Regions from separate parts of the Homo sapiens genome. Here region 1 is linked to region 2. Evidence: chromatin loops called from intact Hi-C (ENCODE). Cell type or tissue: Caco-2. All regions are shown on one strand. Each heading gives the region's core, and the rest is flanking DNA. Links, peaks and the distances in the headings are about the cores only. Region 1 overlaps LIMA1 (LIM domain and actin binding 1). Region 2 overlaps LIMA1 (LIM domain and actin binding 1).

What was found. A loop is a pair of places that touch in the nucleus more often than their neighbours do. Peaks named below come from ENCODE experiments on the same cell type or tissue, not always from the same donor. Only the 100,000 strongest peaks of a DNase experiment are listed, where the experiment ranks them.
Region 1: a loop joins it to region 2, with 4 times the contacts of the local background. A loop is called at or near these places in 7 of 110 quality-filtered maps.

The regions. Positions count from the first base shown.
Region 1 is chr12:50,251,483-50,256,863 of GRCh38, forward strand. All of the region lies in intron 1 of LIMA1 (LIM domain and actin binding 1), which reads right to left. It also overlaps the pseudogene RNU6-1093P. Among named protein-coding and RNA genes, the nearest start is that of MIR1293, 20 kb to the left of the region's middle. In Caco-2, for the core only: no CTCF peak of the experiment used is centred there; a DNase peak (open chromatin) is centred at 3,199.
Region 2 is chr12:50,199,900-50,205,280 of GRCh38, forward strand. LIMA1 (LIM domain and actin binding 1) reads right to left here. Exons shown (of 11, transcript NM_016357.5): 6 at 4,653-4,801; 7 at 878-985. Among named protein-coding and RNA genes, the nearest start is that of MIR1293, 32 kb to the right of the region's middle. In Caco-2, for the core only: CTCF peaks have their summits at 2,229 and 2,532; DNase peaks (open chromatin) are centred at 2,252 and 2,552.

The sequences.
Region 1 (5,381 bases), core at 172-5,171, 52 kb after region 2:
TGGTGGTACACCCCTGTAATCCCAGCTACTTGAGAGGCTGAGGCAGGAGAATCACTTGAACCCTGGAGGCAGAGGATGCAGTGAGCTGAGATCATGCCACTGCACTCCAGCCTGGGTGACAGAGTGAATGAGACTCCACCTCAAAAAAAAAAAAAAAAAAAGGTATGTTTCTAAAAAAGGAAAAGGATTTATTATTTGAGATACCGAGCACGATAAAGAAAAAAAAGGTTAACTCCCAAGTCTAAGTCCGTGGTTTTGATTACTCCCAGCCAGAAAGTTAAGAAAAGTCAGAACATCTATTTTGGTATACAGCTAGGAGAGGCACACAGTTCTTAGAGTTCTTACACTCAGGGAATGAGATGACTCTCACCCTGACCACACTTGTCTTCACAGAAGCATAATGTTATTTCTTAGCAATGTGATTAGTACCTATGAAACAGATAAACGTGAGAATCAATACATGATTTTTGATAGACTCTGGTACCAGGCTATTGAATAACTACTTCTTATGAGATGTAGGGAGATGTCCCTGCCTGAATGGTGTACATAATCTACTGTGCTTGCTGACATACACACAAATATTTATAGTACAAGACAGAATGTGGTTAGAGGCTATGCGTGGTGTAGGAATACAAGACCTGATTTTCTGGCTTTGTGAGAGGGAAAGGAAAAGATATCAGATGACTTGGGACTTAAAGAACGGGCAGAATTTCATCAAAGTGAAGGCAGGAGGAGGAAGGAGGAGAATAGCATTAGCACCTTTGGGGAGTGAGTTAAACTCTAGGTGCAAGAGAAGTTGAAGATAGACAAGACTTGGCCAGGTGTGGTGGCTCACGCCTATAATCCCAGCACTTTGGGAGGCTGAGGCAGGCGGATCACCTGAGGTCAGGAGTTTGAGACCAGCCTGCCCAAGATGGCCAAACCCCATCTCTACTAAAAATACAAAAAATTAGCTGGGCGTGGTGGCACGCGCCTGTAATCCCAGCTGCTCGGAAGGCTGAGGCAAGAGACTCTCTCGAACCTGGGAGGCGGAGGTTGCAGTGAGCCGAGATTGCACCACTGTACTCCAGCCTGGGTGACAAGAGCGAAACTGTCTCAAAAAAAAAAAAAAAAAAAAAAAGACATAATGGGGCCTGACTGGGAAGAAAACCATGCTAAGGAGTTTGGGCCATATTTCAATAGTGGGAAGAAGTAACCCATGAGTGATCAGAGATTAGGTCTAATCTTATGTGCTATTTACTTAGCACATGCATGGTTTTTATAACAAAAAAAGTTTCTGATCCTCAATATCCACACCTGTAAGATAAGATCTCTGTAGTGGATTAACCACAGTCTCTCTGGTGGAACACAGAAAGTTTCTGAAAAAGCATGTAACATGACTAACATCATATTTTAAAATATTATTCAGCAGTAGTGTGCAACTTGCTAAGAGGGAAAAAGACTGGAGTCTAAATTACTAGTCAAGAAGATCCTGAAACTAAGTGAGAGGTAATCAAGGTTTAAATTCGTAAATTAATTAGGGTAGGTGGAAATGGAAAAGTGGGAAGAGAGAAATTGACAGTTCTTAGAATAAAATGAACTTAGGGTAAAAGAGAATCAAAGCTGGCATCATCAAACCCGAATGATGGAAGGCTGTTGATTCCATTAACAGAGACAGTAAATATAGAAAGAAGAGGGAAAATGATGAGTGTTGATTTACACATGTTGAGACATACATGTCAGCAAGAGAAATCCAAATGATATACAATAGGAAACTACAAATTCAAAGCTAAAGTTAGAAATCCGACTCTTGGAAGATTTTAAGACACTAACTTTATGCTTTGCATATATCTCAATCCTCACAATCATTCTACAGGATTGGTTTTATTGTCTTATATTTATGGTAACGAAATTGAGATTCAGACATATTAACTTTACAAAGATCACTTAGCTATAAAGTAGCAGAGCTGGGATTCAAACGCATATTCTGTTTGATTCCAAAGTCCATTTTCTTTCAACTACAATTAATGAAGAATGATTAAAACCGCCACTTTTAGCCAATGTAGAAAACCAGCTAGAAAAATCCCTGAACCACCTAGCTGAAAACCCATACAAATTATTTTTCAGTAAGAGAATAGTGGTGAGTATCTTCCCAGAGTGGTGAATATCAGAGATAATCATTCCTGCTTTCAGGGAAACTTAAAAGTTATCCTGGGCTCACTTGGAATACCCTCCATTGTAGTAACTGGCTTTCATTGGCCTGCATTAAAGGTGTGGTATTGGGGCCAGCATGGTGGCTCACGCCTGTAATCCCAGCACTTTGGGAGGCTGAGGCAGGCGGATCACCTGAGGTCAGGAGTTCCGGACCCAGTCTGGCCAATGTAGCAAAATCCTGTCTTTACTAAACATACAAAAAATTAGCCAGGCATGGTGGCAGGCGCCTGTAATCCCAGCTACTTGGGAGGCTGAGGCAGGACAACTGCTTGAACCCGGGAAGCAGAGGTTGCAGTGAGTCGAGATCATGCCATTGCACTCCAGCCTGGGCGACAGAGCGAGACTCTGTCTCAAAAAAAAAAAAAAAAAAAAGAAAGGTATATTATCTCTCCCCACCCACACAGTCTCTCTCAGATATGAGTTCCATTTTCAGACTTTCAGACTCCAAAACCCATTCTCTTCAGTCATATGCATTCTACTACCACATGAACTGTGAAGGAAGAACTGCTGGATTGGAAGACAGTTGGCTGCAAGAGTTAAAGGAAACATATAACAAAAATAAACACAGATTTTTAGCTTCAGAGACTAGAAGGATCGTTGCATGACAAATAAATGGTATACATAGAAAGGGGAACAGTTTGCTGAGAAGGAAGATGCCTTCAGTTTCAGATACAAATGGCAGATTTTTTTCATTAAGAAAGTAGCTTGGAAATCAAGTAACCAAATCCCCTTTTTTACAGTGAGGAAACTGAGATGCATAAAGCTCCAATCATTTTCCAAAGTCACCAGCTGGTTAGTATTAGAGCTAGAGTTCTAACTCCCAGGATCAATGTTCTTTTATCAAACCAGGTAGCTTGAGATGGGCCACTAAATTGTCCTAGGGTAGGGTAAGCTGTAGCTTGGAGATAAAGATCTCTCGAACAAAGGTCCTTGAAAAGTTGAAGAGTGACTCACTGGGAAATCTGCCCCAGGTATCTGCTTCCTCAAGCTGTTGCTTACGGTGAGGCCGGTAACTGCTCCAAGAAACCTATTCTAATAAATTCATTTACAGACTCTCCTGACCAAGGAAACTGTCTCTCAGAAACCAGGCTTGGACAAAAACAGCCGGGCGCGGTGGCTTATGCCTGTAATCCCAGCACTCTGGGAGGCTTAGGTGAGTGGATCACTTAAGTTCAGGAGTTCGAGGCCAGCCTGGCCAACATGGTAAAACCCTGTCTCTACTAAAAATACAAAAATTAGCCAGGCGTGGTGGTGCATGCCTGTAATTCCAGCTACTCGGGAGGGTGAGGCAGAAGAAAAATTGTGTCACTGCACTCCAGCCTGGGCAACAGCACAAGACTCTGTCTCAAAACAAAACCAAAAAAAACAAAACAAAAAAAAACCACCAAACCAAACCAAAAAATAAATGAGCTGGCCCTGCAACCAGCCCTCCCCAAGCCACTAATAAAATCCTGTTCTTATATATCCGATCTCAGTGGCCTCCTCTCTTTTTTTTCTCCTGAGATGGTTACTTATTCAAGCTGTATGGCTTCCTGAACATAGCCTCAAAAAATTAGAACAAAGTAAAAACTACAAACTCACTTATGAAGAAAAAATGGGCCACATGTGGTGGCTCATGCCTGTAATCCCAGCACTTTGGGAGGCCGAGGCAGGCAGATCACATGAGCTCAGGAGTTTGAGACCAGCCTGGGCAACATGGTGAAACCCTGTCTCTACAAAGAAAAAATACAGAAAACTATCTGGCCATGGTGGTGTGTCTGTGGTCCCAGCTACTCAAGAGGCTGAGGTGGGTCACTTGAGCCTAGAGGTTAAGGTTGCAGTGAGCCGTGATCACACCACTGTACTCAACCTGGACTATAGAGCCAGACCCTGTCAAAAAAAAAAAAAGAAAAGAAAAGAAAAAAAAAAGTAAAGAAAAGAAAGAAAAGAAAGGAAAGAAAGAAAAGAAAAACATTATTTTTAAGAAATAGATTGTAGAGTTTTAGTTTTTCTACCAACCTCTCTTCCCAATTTGAATGTCATCAGGTAAAAGGGAGCAATTAAAAGAAAAAAAAAAACTAAAAAACTTCAAGTTGCAAAGGGAATTTTAAATAAAAGCAACATGAAATACATTGCTACATAATGTTTTTTCAGAAAATTACATTTCTAAATTTATATTTCTGTACAAAAATAGTGACTAAATTCACATTCTTGAACATTTTTTGGAAGTTAATAGTTATTTATTTTTTTTTTGAGATGGAGTCTCACTCTGTCGCCCAGGCTAGAGTGCAGTGGCGCAATCTCGGCTCACTGCAACCTCCGCCTCCCAGGTTCAAGCAATTGTCCTGCCTCAGCCTCCTGGGTAGCTGTGATTACAGGCATGTGCCACCACACTCGGCTAATTTTTTTTTTTGTATTTTTAGTAGAGATGGGGTTTCACCATGTTGGTCAGGCTGGTCTTGAACTCCTGACCTCATGATCCGCCCGCCTCGGCCTTCCAAAGTGCTGGGATTACAGGCGTGAGCCACCGTGCCTGGCTGGAAGTTAATAGTTCTTTAACCTTTTTTTTTTAAACTTTTTTTTTTAAACATGGACTGCTTCACAAATTTGTGTGTTAACTTCACACAGGGACCATGCTAATCTTCTCTGTATCATTTCAACTTTAGTATATGTATGACTGAAGTGAGCACTCACCTTTTATTCTGAAACAATTTCATACATAAGAGTTGCAAAAACAGTACAAGAGTTCCCATATACATTTCACCTAGCTTTATCTTATATTACCATAGTACAATTAGCAAAACTAAGAAATGAGCACTGGTACAATACTATTAACTATAGACTTTATTGAAATTCCACCAGTTTTTTAATTAACGTCTTATTTCTGTTTCAGGATCATACACTGCATTTAGTTGTCGTGTCTTCCTAAGTCTACCCCAATCTATGACAGTTACTCTGCTTTTCCTTGTCTTTCATGACCTCGATATTGTTGAAAGTATTGGTCAGATATTATGTAGAATGTTCCTCAATTTGGGTTTCTTGGTTTCTCCAATAAAATAGAATCAAGACTCCTTGGAGAAGCGGTTGATTCCAGAGCTGGGGAAGGGCAAATACAAGATCAGCCTGGAACATCTTGCAATACTCAAAAGACAAAACAAAAAAAAGTTTTTTTAAAAAACATGATATTTTCTCAGATTAGATTGAGATTA
Region 2 (5,381 bases), core at 56-5,055:
TTTTTTTTTTTGAGATGGAGTTTCGCTCTTGTTGCTTAGGCTGGAGTGCAGTGGTGTGACCTCAGCCCACTGCAACATCCGCCTCCTGGGTTCAAGCGATTCAACTGTCTCAGCCTCCTGAGTATCTGGGATTACAGGCATGCACCACCATGCCCGGCTAATTTTTTGTATTTTTATTAGAGACGGGGTTTCTCCATGTTGGTCAGGCTTGTCTCGAACTCTCGACCTCAGATGATCTGCCTGCCTTGGCCTCCCAAAGTGCTGGGATTACAGGCGTGAGCCACCACACTCGGCCCGAATAGATTTTTATTTTATTTATTTATTTTTGAGACAGAGTCTTGCTCTGTCGCCCAGGCTGGAGTGCAGTGCACTCAGCTCACTGCAACCTCCACCTCCTGGGATCAAGCGATTCTCCTGCCACAGCCTCCCGAGCAGCTGGGATTACAGGCATGCACCCCCACACCCGGCTTTTTATATTTTTAGTAGAGATGGGGTTTCACCCTGTGGGCTAGGCTGGTCTCGAACTCCTGACCTCAGGTGATCCACCTGCCTCACCCTCCCAAAGTGCTGGGATTACAGGCGTGAGCCACTGTGCCCAGCCTCCAAATAGATTTTAAAAAATCACTTCAGCTCTTTGCCTTCTGAGCATCTGCTGAGCAAAATAATTTTCCAATGAAGGCTCATTATTTGGTCAGCTATAAGTTGCAGAGCTACTCAACTGAAATTATGTGACCTGCAAAAATGGCAATCTGTCCTGGCAGCTGTTACCAAATTCCCAGACACTCTACAGCCTAGAGTTAGAGTTGTTTCTAATTTCAAGCATCTAATTTAGAACACATGCTTCCTTGGCAACTGGACATCAGACTTTTCAACCTACCTTTTCCCCTTCCTGATGGGTGATGCAGACCTCAGGACCTGGGGGCACATTCTCCTTTTGCTCCATTTTATGAATTTTGATTTCGCCACCACTGGCTTTCAGCTCATTCTACAAAATAAAAATAACTGTAAAAATTTTTTTAAAGTCCCATCATTCTGTTCTCTTCATAGCACATCTATTAGATAAACTTGGAATGTTAAAAAATTCTTCTAAGAAGCCTCGGGTCAAATCAACCCCCTAACTCTCACAAGCAAAACCCACTGACTAGTGAAATGACAAAAGCAGCTTTGTGGACACATACCTCAGAGTTAAATATCTGTATGCTAGTGTAAAACTGGATTGCTCATTAGAATACAGACACATCAACACAGGCACACAGAACACCCCAAGCATACAACATTCTTGTGATTCACTCTTCTAGCAGCAGAGCTTGTGGTAATGCAAAGCTTGTGAGTTTTATCAGAAAAGACCATTCTGGAGCAGGGGAAAGGAGATGCCAAGTGCCAATAATAGAAAATATACTGACCATACATATATAAATGCCCGGCCTGGAAAGAGAGACAGGGATGATGTATACATATAAAAACTGAAATTATATTTAATGATACCATAAAGAAACCTTTTTGGTGGGACTTTCAAAAAGCATGTTTTTCCATATACAATTCATATATTGTACTAAAGACATAATTTATTTTACTTCTCAAAACAGAGCCTCAACATAAAAGAACATGCATTTTATTGTCATAAGGAATAAGGATAATTGCATTTTTTTCCTTGCAAAGGACACTGGGGTGAATATTACAATTAACTCATCTATTACATCTAAAATCAACATAGAACCTGGGTGCAGTGGCTCACGCCTGTAATCCCAGCACTTTGGGAAGCTGAGGCGGGTGGATCGCCTGAGGTCAGGAGTTCAAGACCAGCCTGGCGAACATGGTGAAATCCTGTCTCTACTAAAAATACAAAAAATTAGCCACGTGTGGTGGTGCACACTTGTAATCCCAGTTACTTGGGAGGCTGAGGCAGGAGAATCGCTTGAATCAGGGAGGCAGAGGTTGCAGTGAGCCGAGATCACGCCACTGCACTCCAGCCTGGGGAACAAGAGTGAAACTCCATCTCAAAATAAAAAAATAAAATAAAATAAAATAAACATAGAGGTCGATGACTATAGACATTTCCCACCATTAGTCTGCTAATAATGTAGTAATCTAGTACTTTTCTGTTCTCTGTGAATCTTTAGGCATGGGAGGAAACAATTTATGGCCACCAGGTCAATGAAAGGAATGTGAGTATGACTTAGTCACCTAGTGATGGTATTCTAGATTACGACCCACAGCACCGGAGGTGCATCTGTGAGGAGGAGCTGGCAGCTAGCACTGCAGAACATTATATAGCCCAACAACTCATTCCTGACCCCATCTCAAAGCCCCACCTCCAGAACTGCTGCCAGAGAGTATGTATGTGCCTTGTTACAACCATATTCTGTAAGGGGCCTGGGAAATTCTTTGGGGATGAGACAAAATGTACTTTTTACAAGAATTCCCAAAGAGTTTTCAACTCTTAAAATCTCCAGAGCAGGAGAACTGTAATGCAGAAATGGTTAGGAGTTAAAAAAAAAAAGTTACTCAACAGGTTTCCCCACATAGGGAGTCACCTGGTGGGAATGTTTACAGCAGGAGGGCACTGAGAAGCAGTAAAATCTGGTAACAAGAGGAAGTTCAGCTTCGCAGATCCCAATTTGCTGTATCTCCTGACCTGCCTTCTAAGGGAAGTCTAAATTTGCTCGCTTTTCACATTCACGGTGCATAATCAGCCTGTGATACTCCACTTTGCTAATTGATTTACACACATCATCTCTTCTTAAAACATAAAGTTGTTAAAATTACAGTTAAAAAACCAAGATGAAATTATTCATTGCCCAGAGAATTAGTCCACCAAATATTATTAGAGAATGTATACTTAATAATGTGGGGAAGAGAAGGCTTAACTCCCAGAATACTCATTATGGTTTCCAATATGCACCAATTTCGATCTGCCTAAGAACAAATAAAATTCAATATTGTTCTTTTTGATTTTGTTAGACAATTAGGACATCAAGAGATTAATGGTTTGTAATTTGAAATCTTAGAACAAATGCTTGAAGGATACAAAAATATGTGTGTGTACATTTGTATCTATGTGTGTGTATACATATATATGTGAATAAATGGCATTTGAAAGGTAACTTCCTTTTTTTTTTTTTTTTTTTGAGATGGAGTCTCACCCTGTCACCCAGGCTGGAGTACAGTGGTGTGATCTCAGCTCACTGTAACCTCCATCTCCTAGGTTCAAGTGATTCTCCTGCCTCAGCCTCCCTAGTAGCTGGGATTACAGGTGTGTGCCACTACACCTGGCTAATTTTTTTTTTGTATTTTTAGTAGAGACGGGATTTCACCATGTTGGCCAGGCTGGTTCTGAACTCCTGACTTCAAATGACCCACCCACCTCAGGCTCCCAAAGTGTTGGGATTACGGTGTGAGCTCCTGCGCCTGGCTATAAGGTAACTTCAATTTAGCAGTTCTGTAGCATCAGCTTACCCGTTAAGCACAGGACAACGTAAAGGGGAAGGACCCTCCATTGTATTTTGAATACCAATCTTTTTTTTTTTTCCTGGAGACGGAGTCTTGCTGTGTCGCCCAGGCTGGAGTGTAGTGGCGCAATCTTGCCTCACTGCAACCTCTGCCTCCTGGGTTCCAGCGATTCTCCTGCCTCAGCCTCCCAAGTAGCTGGGATTACAGGTGCCTGCCACCATGCTGGCTAATTTTTGTATTTTTAGTAGAGATGGGGTTTCACCACGTTAGCCAAGCTGGTCTTGAACTCCTGACCTCAGGCAATCTGCCCACCTCGGCCTCCCAAAGTGCTGGGATTACAGGTGTGAGCCATCACACCCAGCTGAATATCAAAATTTTCATGCTTACTGAGCACGTCACCTTCTTGTGATCTCTCCCTTTTCCTTATCTACTATTCTACTTCTTTAGGAAAACAGTACATCGTAAGGATTAAAGATTAAGTAGAAGATCTACTGTATGACTCCTTCATATGAAATTTCCAAAATAGGCAGATACATAAAGACAGGAAGTAGCTAAGTGGTTGCCAGGGGATGAGAGCAGGGGAAGTTGGGAGTGACTACACAGGTATGAAGTTTCTTTTCAGGGTGATGGAAAGGTTCTGGAATTAAACAGTGGTAATGGTTGTACAACCTTGTGAATATGCTAAGTATCACAAGATTGTATACTTTAAAATGGTGATTTTATATTATGTGAGTTATATCTCAGTAAAAAATCACAAAAAAAACCCTCGTTAATGAACACAGCTGATATTTCTCTCCAGTCTTCTTCTTTCTTCCCTCAAAAGCCAAAATAAGCTCTTCAGTCTTCTTCCTTCTTCCCTCAACAACCAAGATAAAATAAGAGTTATATTAAAACTAATAAAATACTACTTCTTTAACAACACAAAGATTAAGTAGAAGAGCCAGGGAAACTCTCAATGATACTCACTGGTAACATCACAAAAAAAGTGAGTGGGGTGGGAACCAGGACTAAGAAAGCAAAGTCAGGATTAGACCATGGTAAGAACTGCAAATCCAGCGAGGGTAGGGTTCATGTGAAAAGAGAACAGCTAGGGGACCAGGGCTCAGATACAAGGGTCTGGTGACATTTCCTAATTCCAGTACTCAGTGACCATCTGCTGGATGATGGAATGAATGAATGAATGAATGATGCAGAACACATACTGTATAGTTGGTTGAGCTGCTTTGTTTGGACACAGCTGCCTGGTACTTGGCCATTCGATCCTTTATAGAGGTTTCTGAGAGGCGTGGAAGTTCCAGATTTCGTCTACTCTCATTTTTCTCCGAGTCAAATGTAGAAGATGACAACTGACCTGGAAGCATCCAAATAACATGTTTTATTTTATTTCTGAGATGGGGTCTCACTCTATCACCCAGGCTGAAGTGCAGTGGCACGATCATAGCTCACTACAGCCTCGAACTCCTGAGCTCAAGATATCCTCCCGCCTCAGCCTCCCAAAGCGCTGGAATTATAGGTGTAAACCACCGTGACTGGCCAACATGTTTTATTAGAAGATAAAAGTGATTCAAATAATTTCAAAATTCTAAATTTTGGGTTATTTTTATCTAATGGCCAATATCTTCTGTTAAAAGCACGAAGAAGAAAATCAGGAATATAATTGTCATTTATAAAGTAATATTCACTCACTTTCTTAGCATTAAAAGAACCTTACCATAATTGAGGATTGCATATTTTATTTTTTGAGACAGGGTCTCACTCTGTCACCCAGGCTAGAGTATGGGGCAGTGGTACAATCATAGCTCACTGCAGCTTTGAAGTCTTGGGCTCAAATGATCCAACCACCTCAGTTTCCCAAGTAGCAGTGACTTCAAGGATGCACCACCACGCTGGGCTTTTTTTTTTTTTTTCTGTAGAGATAGGTCTATGTTGCC